Linked DNA regions of Homo sapiens: region 1 is linked to region 2. Evidence: chromatin contacts called from ENCODE Hi-C or POLR2A ChIA-PET data. All regions are on one chromosome and are shown on one strand. The core of a region is the stretch at or near the end of the contact, and the rest is flanking DNA. Distances in the headings are between cores, read along the strand shown. Region 1 holds the start of ADAMTS7 (ADAM metallopeptidase with thrombospondin type 1 motif 7). Region 2 holds the start of ISL2 (ISL LIM homeobox 2).

Region 1 (5,325 bases), core at 2,826-5,325, 2.5 Mb after region 2:
ATCCTGGGCAAATATTGCAAGACAGAAATTCCAGATGACTTACAAAGAAGCATCCTATTAAGTTCAAAAATGTGGACAGGGCTAAGTAGAGCTATGCCGCAGGTGAAAAGCATTCGGATTAGTGAGCTCTAGAGCCAGAGAGGCTGTGTTTGAATCCCAGCTCTGCTACCCATATCTGTGAGACCATGGGTAAATTACTCAACCACTCAGAATCTCAGTTTCTCCATCTGTAAAATGGGGATGATAATAATTACAGCTGCTCTCTTTGGTTGTGTAAGAATTAAATGAGTTAGTATGTAAGTGCTTATAACAACAGCTGGCACATAGCAAATGTGAGCTAAGTTATGACTGAAAATTAGCAAGAGAACTTCTAAAGTATATTTAGCTTTTTCTTTTAAAAACTTGTTGTTTTATCTGTTTGCCTAATGGCTTAAAAACAAACAAAACAAAACAAAACAAAAAACATGTTTTTATTTATTTATTTCTTTTTTTTTTTTCTGAGATCTCCCAGGCTGGAGTGCAGTGATGCGATCGTGGTTTACTGCAGCCTTGACCTCCTGGGCTCATGCAATCCTCCCACCTCAGCCTCCCAAATAGCTGGGACTACAGGCGTGGACTACCAGGCCTGGATAATTTTTAAATTTTTTTGTAGAGATGGGGTCTCATTATGCTGCCCAGGCTGGTCTTGAATTTCTGGGCTCAAACGATCTGCCTACCTTGGCCTCCCAAAGTGCTGGAATTACAGGTGTGAATCACTGTGTCTGGTCTAAAACATGTTTTTCAATCAACAATAAAAGAATAGACTTACAGGATGTTGCCACTTTTATTGCAATAATTTTTTTCTTGTTTTGTTCAGATTTTTTCTTTTGAGACAGTCTCCCTGTGTCACCCAGGCTAGAATGCAGTGGTGCGATCTCGGCTCACCGCAACCTCTGCCTCCTGGGTTCAAGCAATTCTCATGCCTCAGCCTTCCGAGGAGCTGGGATTACAGGCATGCACCACCATGTCCAGCTAATTTTTGTATTTTAATAGAGATGGAGTTTCACCATGTTGGCCAGGCTGGTTTCGAACTCCTGGCCTCAAGTGATCCGCCAGCCTCAGCTTCCCAAAGTGCTGGGATTACAAGCATGAGCCACTGCAGCCCGCCAGCATTACCTTTTTTTATAGTGAACTTGTATTGTTTTGCCATTAAAATATTTTTAAAAAGTGCAGGGGTAAGTTTAAAAATAAGTAACTTTCACTGTAGCCTAGTTGACCTCACTCAGTAGAGATGTTGGTGGCTGAAACTAGCACCACCCAGTGCCAGCAAGGAGTAATTGCAGGTTCCAGTCTCGACCGGTTATGTGCTTGCAACAAAGCTGAGCCTGCAGAGTTCAAGTGACAGTGGGATGGCAACAGGCACCATTCAAGAGGACTGCCAGAGATTCATGGCCAAATCTATTCTGCCAAGTCAGGAGGTCTGTTCTGATTGGACCAAGCTCCTGCCACATTGGGTGTTAAATACTTTTAATATCTCCCCTGGGTGACAGAACTGTCACTTTGGAGCTTCTACCAAAGAAATGCCAAGATGGTGTTTACCCTCACCTCCCTATCAAGAACCTGAGTTACAATCCAGCCCTTCAAATGACCCACAGCTCATGCCAAGGAGGAAAAATAACTGGCAGGGTGGGGGGTAGTATGTGAATGCCCTCCTCTGTGAGTTCTAGTATGCACAGAAACACATGCACACAGAGTTCACATGTGCCATACGGCATGAGGAGGACACATGACTGGGCTCCAGCCTCAGAAACCCTAGCAGGTCCCTGGGTCAGTCACAAGTGGGGAAAAGGGATATATTTTCCTAAAAGTGAGCCCAGGATGAGCCCTTTGGTCTTAAAGAAGGTAACATTCAGTGGTAGGAGGAGCCCCAGGCTTAGGTCCTGGGCTTCAAAGAAAATGACAAACAGGCCAGCAGCCTCAGAGTCACCAATCCTGAGGGAGTGCAGAACAGGAAGGACCCCATGCTCTATATCTATGGGAACACTAGAGACAGACTTCACCCTTGGAGTGTTTGTGCCCAGATTAGGTTGGAGAGAGTGCCTGGCCTGCCTCCACCCTCAAACAGCAGGTCCAGGTCATCTGGGGAGTCCTGGGTCGGCCTGGCAGATTAATAAAAATAATGACCACTACATTGTAGTCACTGTGTCCTGCCTGAGCAACTGACATATTCAATATCTCATTTAATCCTCATAAGAATCCCACGAGGTTGACCGCACCCAACTCTTCCCACAGCTGCCAGGGGGCCAGGACCCAAGTCCTGAGGGAAGCATTTTCCTGCTCTCCCATTCCCATCGCCCGGTTCATCCTCCTCAGCCCCCAGCTCTGGACAGTGGAAAACACAAGCCTCATTCAGGAAGCTCAGGAGTCCAACCCCACAGGTCGCTCTACTCTGAGCCTGTTTGCTGGTCCATAAAAGGACTTTCCATCACTTGCTTTGCACGGTTGTTGTGGAGATGATGAGAAATAAGAACCCGTGAGGCTGGCACACAGTAGGTGCTCATTAAATGTTCGCTCCCTCTGCGCTCTGCGCATGGCTGCTAGACCAAATCTTTCCAAAACACTGCTTTCATCAGCTGCTCCCCTCAACGGCTTCCCAAACCTCTAAGATCAAGAGTCAATGTCCCCATCCTTCCCGCCCAGACTACTTTCTCGTCACAATCCCTCCAGTGGGGAGGCAGGTCGACCCCATCCCAGCAAGCAACCCTAATCCAGTCCCCCGACTGATGCTCCCCAGGGGAGGGCCCCACTCCCTCCACGCCCTTCTAGCTCATCCAGAATCCATCCATCCTTCCAGTCTCTCCAACCTCATGCCCCTCCTCTCCTACAAAGCCTGCCGGTCGGCTCTATTGCAGGACTCTCCCCACTATCCACCGGCTCCCCTGACTGGGAGCTCCCTGAGCACCGGGCCTGGGGTCTCCTACATCCTCGGTTACTGAATTCCCAGGCCGGCTGCGTCGGACGCGCCAGCAGCGCGGCCGCCCGGCAGGTCGCCGCCAAACAAGAGTCTGGACGCAGGCCAGAGGCTCGTCGGAGGCCGGCCCGGCGGGGCGGGGAGAGTTAACCCATGGCCGGGAAAAGAAGCTCCTGCTCCCCGCTCCACTCCCGGCGTCTTCACACTTGGGGAAGGGAGAGGCAGGAAGTGCAAGGACCGCGCAAGACCCGGCCCCCCGAGCCGCCAGGGGCCGCGCCAGCAGCCCAGATGCGGTGGGCGGGAGCTGGGGGGGCGGCGGGGTCCCGCGAAGACCTGCGACCTGGCGCCCTCGCCGGCTGTGTCCCGGCCAGCCCGCTTTCCAGGCGAGCCTCGCTAAGGAGTGTGAGAAACCAAATCCTCAGTGGGTAAACCGCGCTCCGTCCAGCCCACTCGGACGAGAGCTCTCCCGGGAGCCAGGCGCGTTGCTGCACCCGAGGTGGGGAAACCGGAGCCCGAAGAGCGGAAGGGGCTTATTCCAGGCGACAGGCAGTGTCAGTAACTGAATCAGGGGCCGAGGAAGTTTCCCCAGAAGCGCGGCTTCGCTCCCGGCCCGGCCCGACCCCGACTACTGTCCCCTAATACCCAGGGAGCGGAAGACGCGACCAACTCCAGGCACAGCGGAGCCGGCGCGGGGTCCACAAAGGTGAGGAGGGACAAAACCGAGACTGGGGGAGCGGGAAGGGGTGGCAGGCCCGGCTGGCCGGGGAGGGGCGGACACCCACCTGGTGCGGGTCCGGGGGCGCCGGGAGCCAGAGCGCAGAGGAGCAGGAGGAGGGGGCGCAGCAAAGGCGCGGGGCTGCGGGGACTGGGGCCGCCGGGCATGGCAGGAACCGGGCGGCCGCCGGGTGACCCCGCGCGCACGCTCTCGTCCGTCCCGTCCGGTCGCTGCCTGGTCCCAGGTCCGGCTCAGGACATGCCCGGCCGGCGTGCAGCTCCCGGCGACCCGGCCCCGACTCCGTTCGGCTGCGCTCGGTCCGCGGGCAACAAAGGCTGCAGGGCCCGCCCCCTTGGCCGCTGCAGAGGCAAAGAAAAGACAAGAGAGCTAGAAGGAGAGAAAGAAAGAAAGAAAGAAAGGGAGGGAGAGTGAGGGAGGGCGGCTGCCGGCCCCCGCCCCGCCCCTCGGACTCCTTCCCCCGCCCCTGGCCCCGCCCCGCCCCGGCCGGCCCCGGCCTCATCGGCCCCGCAGGCCGTGCTCGCCTCAAGGGCTGGCCGGCCCGGCGCAGGCAGCGCCCCGCAACGGATGTCCGCCCCCCTCGCCCCCCTGTCCCGAGCGCCCCCTGCCGGCGGAGCCCTGCCAGGCCTTTCCGACCCCGGCCGGTTGAGGACCCCCGGAAAGAATCTGGAATTTCCAGAATTAATGTGTTGTCCCTAAATTGGGCTCCACGAGGTGCCCTTCGCTGTGTTCCCCAGGCCAAGCAGGGCAGCCCCTCAAAAGGGGACGCGGGAGGCCTCCAGAGGGCCACACCGGGGGCCCTGCTTCAAAGCTATCTGCGGAGACAGGCCTGGGCCCTCCCTGGACAGACAGCGGTTGCCCGCGCGAGGTGGGGCCCCGCAGTTCCTCGTCTCCTGACTCCTCTCCTAGTGCGTTTGCTTGAAGCAGAGCGCAGAGTTGAGCCCACAGGCGGGGGACCGCGGCTTCGCCCAGGCCAGCGCCCACAGACTTTCAGCAGGGGCTCCCGGGGAGCCTGGAGGCCGGCCAACCCCAGCCTCACATCCCAGGCCAGCCTCCGCCTCCAACACCGGCCGTCTGTCCTTCGTGGCCCCAGCCCTGGCTCTGGCTTCCGGCTCCCCTTCCCCCTGTGCTCCCAGGAGCTTCCTTTCTCCCTTCTGCCGTCACTAAACATGGCCCTGTACCGAGGACGCCCGTCTTGTCCTCGGGGCGGTTGCGGTCAGCTTCCTCCCCTTGGTTAGTCTTTGTGTGCCCCCTGCCCTCTGAGGCCCGCACACCTCCTCATTGTCCAATCTCCTGGGCCCTTTCATTCAATTCCTGGAAGCTCACTTCTGGCTTCCTCTCCACCCTCAACCTGTCTGTCCTCTAGGGAATTTGTGTAGTACAGGGTCACCTACTTCCTCCATCTCATCTCCAGTGACCTTCCACTCCACCTCAGCCATCAGGTCTCAGGGCCAAAGCCTGGGCTGTGTCATCCCTCAGAACTGCTCCATCTTGGAAATCCGAAGCTCAGGTGCCCCCCTGTCAGACCCGACTCTGCAGTCCTTTCCACCTTCACAGTCCCACTATGTATTGCTCTTCCTCCAGTCCCTTGATACCTTCCTCTTCGCCCAACCTACCAGCCCCTCCTGGCTTCACCTACTTC
Region 2 (5,347 bases), core at 1,966-4,465:
TGGAGTGATTTTGAAATGGATCCCTGGTTTTACAGCTCCAGAGATGTGAAATGGGTGAATGATGGAGCTACACTCATGTGGCTCTTCAATGGCACAGTGAAAAAAGCAAGCAAGATGGAGCCAGATAGACCTGGGTTCAATGCCAGCAATGATTTAACCTGTGACCTGAGGCAGTAACTTCCCCTCTCTGAGCCTCAGTTTCCTCGAGGATTGGAGGGGCCCAATACTACTCACCACATGGCATTACTTTTAAGACCTAATAGGCTAACAACAAGGACTTTGCACATGGTGGCCCTGAACAAATATTTGTTTTGACCTGGCTTCCTAGCATCCCAGGAGGGGTGACCCTCTCCAATCCCCACCTCCCTAGTGAAGTTTCAAAGGACAGGTTTTTCTGGACGGGAAGGAAGAGTTTCTCTGGGCAGGAGACGGTTAAAAGCTGGGACTACGATTCCAGCCTGGGGCTGCCCCCTCCTGGCCAGCTGTCTGAACCCCTGAATTATAGATGTGCTTGCTCCTGGCCTGGCGAGCAAGAGCTAGTAGGTGCTGGGAGCCAGGCCTAGTCCAGGGTCACCTAAGGGTAGGGCCATTGGGCCAGACGCACCTCCTCACTCCACATGCAGACACACACACCGAGTCCCCTCCCAGTTCTGACTGTGCACCCACATTCACAGATATAACCTGTACACAAAGTCTATGCACAGACCACACATCTCCAAACCCCATCTACACAGCAGACACACACACAGCAAGCACACATCGAAATCACAAAGAAATCATCAGATGACACATACTGAGACATACTTAGACCTCCCCTCCCCATCCAGACACACGCAGGCAGGGTGGGCAGAGGCTCCCAACATAAAGATACAGCCACAGTCATAACTGTCATAATTAACACATATGGAGCACTTACTCTGTGCTAGGTATTGCTCTAAGCCCTTTCCAGAGAACAGTTTATTTAATTATTATGTAATAGAGATAGCTACAATTATTATACCCCCATTTTACAGATGAGGAAACTGAGGGAAGGAGAATTAAAATAAGATGCCTGAGGTCACACAGGTGTCCTGGCACAGCCTCAGGCACAGATACCCACCCCCTCGCTCTTGTCCCCCATTTACATAAACACATTCATTCAAACGCAGCATCCCCCAACCCCTGACCTGCCCGCACACACTCAGGGTGAGCGCTCTTTGGGGGACTGTTGACTAAAGACGCAAGAAATGGCCTATTGGCCAACGGGTGGTAAACTGTAACAAGAGCCGGTCCGGTGGCCCGGCGCGGTGGCTCACGCCTGTAATCCCAGCACTGTGGGAAGCCGAGGTGGGCGGATCACGAGGTCAGGAGTTCGAGACCAGCCTGACAAACATGGTGAAACCCGGTTTCTACTAAAAATACAAAAATTAGCGGGGCGTGGTGGCGCTCGCCTGCAATCTCAGCTACTCAGGAGGCTGAGGCAGGAGAATCGCTTGAACCCGGGAGGCGGAGGTTGCAGTGAGCCGAGATCGCACCATTACACTCCAGCCTGGGCGGCACAGCAAGAGTCTATCTCAAAAAAAAAAAAAAAAAAAAAAAAAAAAAAGCCGGACCGGTGAGAAGACTAGACCTCCTAAAGGTGGAGGCGGAGCTCAAAAGCCGGACGCTACTGGACGAGGCTTAAAGCGCTCGCCCCAGCGCGGGGCCGGTGAGGAACGTTCACCGTGGACCATGGTCGAATAATGTTAGCGTGCACTCGGGGCCTCGCCCTAGCCTTCTGCAAAGCCTCGGCCTGCGCCCTCGGCTGCATCCGTTTCGACGCCAACCAACCTCATGCTCTTAGTAGAACGGCAGTAGCGACCGCGCCCTCAGGCCCACAAGCCCGAAGGTCTGGGCAGGGTCTGGAATGGCGGTGGAGACACTTTATCCGCAGGCGTTTCACCTCGCGCCCCACCCAGGCGCACACCAAGTTCTTGGTACTCCTTTTAATGGGAAAACAAGAACAGACACCATGGTTGGATAAATGTTATTTATAATTCATGGGCCGGTCTTTGAACCCTTTCAAACAAAACCCACAGCGATTTCTTTGAAAGAATGCCTGGACTGTGCTCAGAGCTCTCAGATTTTCTCAGGACCAACGAGCCGCCGCCTCGCAGATACCACTGTAAATTACCCAGCGCCTTACGTTCGTTTCTGATTATTTGCATTGCAGTGGGTTTGTTAATGAAGGACAAGAGTTTAGAAAAATCTTTTATTTTGGAAGTTGGACACGCAATCGACCCCAGCAGTGTTCCTAAAAGGAGCTATGCCATTTGGATGGGGGAAAAATGAGGGGGCGGGGAAGTCCATGTTACATTTAAAACAACAACAGCAACAAATTAAAAGCAAAACAAAACAACAAAAAAAAGGAAGTGGAGCAGGAGGAGGAGGTGGTGGTGGAGGAGAGGGAGGAGGGGCAGCAGCAGCGGCAGCAGCAGCAAGGATGGAGTCAGGACCCGTCCCAGTCCCGGGTGAGCGCTTTTGGATCTGGGTTCTGGCTCAACCCACGTAATGCCCCAATCTAAAGTTTTCTACGTGTGTGTGGATAGGAAAGTCTAAATAGAGTTTATCAGAACCCAGGTGGTCATTCTCTACACTCTCTCTAGCTTGGACCCGAAGAACAAAGGCACATGAGAGGAGAAAGGTGACCAGCTGGACGATGACGGTCACGTCCAAACGGATCCCCCTTGTCCTCGGCTCTCTCGTCCTGAGAGTGGGTTTAATTTTTTTTTTTTTAATTTATATAAGAAGGGAGCTCTTAAAGGAGAGCCATCTCCACCCTCAGGTATCCATCACCCAGCTCCAGCGCGCCTGGGAAAACCGCCCCGAAAGTCCAAGAGGAAGCTCAGAGTTGTAACGGCCGCGGAGCCAGCTCGGCGGTGACGCAAGGTCCAGTCCAGATTGCCAGGCCCGGGGCATGAGAGAGGATCCTTGTAGGTTTCGGAGGTGGGGGGGCTGCACTCCATTGTTCACTCCGGGCCAATCAGGGTTGGCCCACTTCCTCCCAGCCAATCTCCCTTCACCCCCAGCCTCCAACCCAACCCACCCCGCCCATCAGCCCCTGGATCCCCATCACCTCCCCCGCATCCCCGGCAGTTCTGGGGAAGCTTCGTGACGCCACAGGTCCCGCCCCCAGCTCCGGCCCGGGGCTAGTGCGTGTTGACGTCATGCTGCGTGCGGGCCGGTGCGGAATCGCTCCTTCAACTCCGCGGGGCAGTAGGAGTTAGTTAGCAAAGAGCCGAGGCCGGGCGCGCGACCCTCGTCCTTCTGCCCCTGGCCGCACACTTTGCGCACATCTCTTTTTCTGCATGGTGGATATTATTTTTCATTATCCTTTTCTGGGTGCTATGGGTGATCATTCCAAGAGTAAGTATTTCTGTGTGTGTGTGGGGTGGGGTGTGTGTGTATGCTTAATATGCAAAATTTCTAATGCAGAAAAATGTTTAGTGGATTCTACAAGTGGCTTCTATTTGTCAGAATAGTTTAGGAGAGGAAAAACGAATGCATGTCTCCTGCAGGACTGCTTATCTTTGGGAATCCTGTTGTTTTATTTTATAAGTAAACACTATTTCTCAAGCCGGCTAGGATGACTTCGGGCTGCGAAATCTGCTTCTGTTTTGCGCAAAGGCAATTAGGTTTGATTTAGGGATGTGGGTTTTTTTTTTTTTGGTTGTTGTTTGTTTGCCTTTCGGTTTTTCAAAGCTAGGAAGCTTTCTTTCGCTTGCTCTGGGATATTTAAACTAAGAAATGTCTGAGAGGATGAGCGGGGACTGCCGAAAGACGATGTGTCTGTGTTGGGATAGGAGGCAGCCGCTGTGAGTGGGAGTGTGTGAGCGGAAATGCCAGGACAGCACCGTTAGGTGTTGATATCCAGGCGTCCGCAGTGCCTGTGTATTTACTCTCTTCTTAGTTTCGTGTTTGCGTTTAGTTTCAAGACACGTCGACAAAACGACTGTCATTAATGAATGTAATAACGAAATATTTGGGGTGGGGGACAGAAGAAACCTTCAGCAATCCACAAGATACTGGTTTTTCGTTTCCAATGCCCTGGACCTTTAGAGAGCTCATCATCTTTCCTTATGGTCGCAAGTCTTGAAAGAAAGAGCAAGAGAGCGAGCGGGTTGGGTTGGGGCTGGAGTAGCCGAGGCCGGCCTGGGTCCGGGCAGTCAGGCCTGACGCGGCCCCGCGCCCTTCCCCGGCAGAGAAGCCCGGGACGGCCATGTGCGTGGGCTGCGGGAGTCAGATCCACGACCAGTTTATCCTGCGGGTGTCGCCCGACCTCGAGTGGCACGCGGCCTGCCTCAAGTGTGCCGAGTGCAGCCAGTACCTGGACGAGACGTGCACGTGCTTCGTGAGAGACGGGAAGACCTACTGCAAGCGGGACTATGTCAGGTGAGGCCGGCGGGAACGCGGGCTGGGCCACCGCGCGCAGGGGCCGGGGCCGGGACTGGGGATGGCGGCCTGCCCGCGCGCCCCGGCCCTGCCCAGGGAGAAGGCCATCCGCATCCCGCACGGGTGCCGCAGCGCTCCCCCGGGCCCGGGAATGCCCGCAGGCGGGTCACCGCAGTCTCCTGGTGGCCACAAAGTGTCCTGGGCGCGCGCCGGAGCCGTAGCAGCCAGGGAGATGAGGGCGGCCGCAGGCCCAGCGCTGACACCGCCGCACCTTGGGCCCGCAGGCTGTTCGGCATCAAGTGCGCCAAGTGCCAGGTGGGCTTCAGCAGCAGCGACCTGGTGATGAGGGCGCGGGACAGCGTGTACCACATCGAGTGCTTCCGCTGCTCCGTGTGCAGCCGCCAGCTGCTGCCTGGGGACGAGTTCTCGCTGCGGGAGCACGAGCTGCTCTGCCGCGCCGACCACGGCCTCCTGCTCGAGCGCGCCGCGGCCGGCAGCCCGCGCAGCCCCGGCCCGCTTCCCGGCGCCCGCGGCCTGCATCTGCCCGGTAAGCGCGCCGGGGCCTGTGCCGGGGTGAGCGGGGTGTATGTGCGTGCGTGTGTGTAGGGGTACGCTTGTGTCCCTAACGAGAAGTTGTCAGTTGTGTGTGGTTCCGTCTGCCGGGATAGTGTTTTTCTGTATCAGTGCGGAACTGTGTGCTGGGAACAAGGCTGTGTGTATTCTCGTGTGCTCGGGAGAAACTGCGTGTGTATGAGTGTGTGAGCACGGAGAATTGTGCAGAATCGTGTTCTCCATGACCAGGAACATGCAGGGCACAGTGCTAGGAGCAGAAGAGTGGATGACAACAGGGAATCTTAAGTGGTGTCCGTCTTGGGGCTTGTATTAGGAATTTCTTGGAGGAATATGTGTTATTGTCAGAGGGTAAGGTTTGCCCAGG

Evidence for each region. Hi-C counts contacts between places; a loop is a spot of excess contacts on that map. ChIA-PET counts read pairs that join two places held with the same protein, here RNA polymerase II (POLR2A). Pooled maps may share reads with other maps.
Region 1: a loop to region 2 is called in a pooled map, with 13 times the contacts of the local background. The contact joins the promoter of ADAMTS7 here to the promoter of ISL2 in region 2. A Hi-C loop is called at or near these places in 1 of 50 pooled maps. POLR2A ChIA-PET finds 5 or more read pairs at or near these places in 2 of 52 experiments (K562 and activated CD4-positive, alpha-beta T cell).

Annotation. Positions count from the first base shown.
Region 1 is chr15:78,807,389-78,812,713 of GRCh38, forward strand. ADAMTS7 (ADAM metallopeptidase with thrombospondin type 1 motif 7) reads right to left here and starts at 4,076. Exons shown (of 24, transcript NM_014272.5): 1 at 3,733-4,076. The coding sequence starts at 3,832. RefSeq lists a silencer at 4,104-4,523.
Region 2 is chr15:76,333,558-76,338,904 of GRCh38, forward strand. It overlaps ISL2 (ISL LIM homeobox 2), which reads left to right and starts at 3,216. Exons shown (of 6, transcript NM_145805.3): 1 at 3,216-3,384; 2 at 4,221-4,410; 3 at 4,695-4,957. The coding sequence starts at 3,327. RefSeq lists enhancers at 2,951-3,245, 3,057-3,556, 3,250-3,299, 3,725-4,536.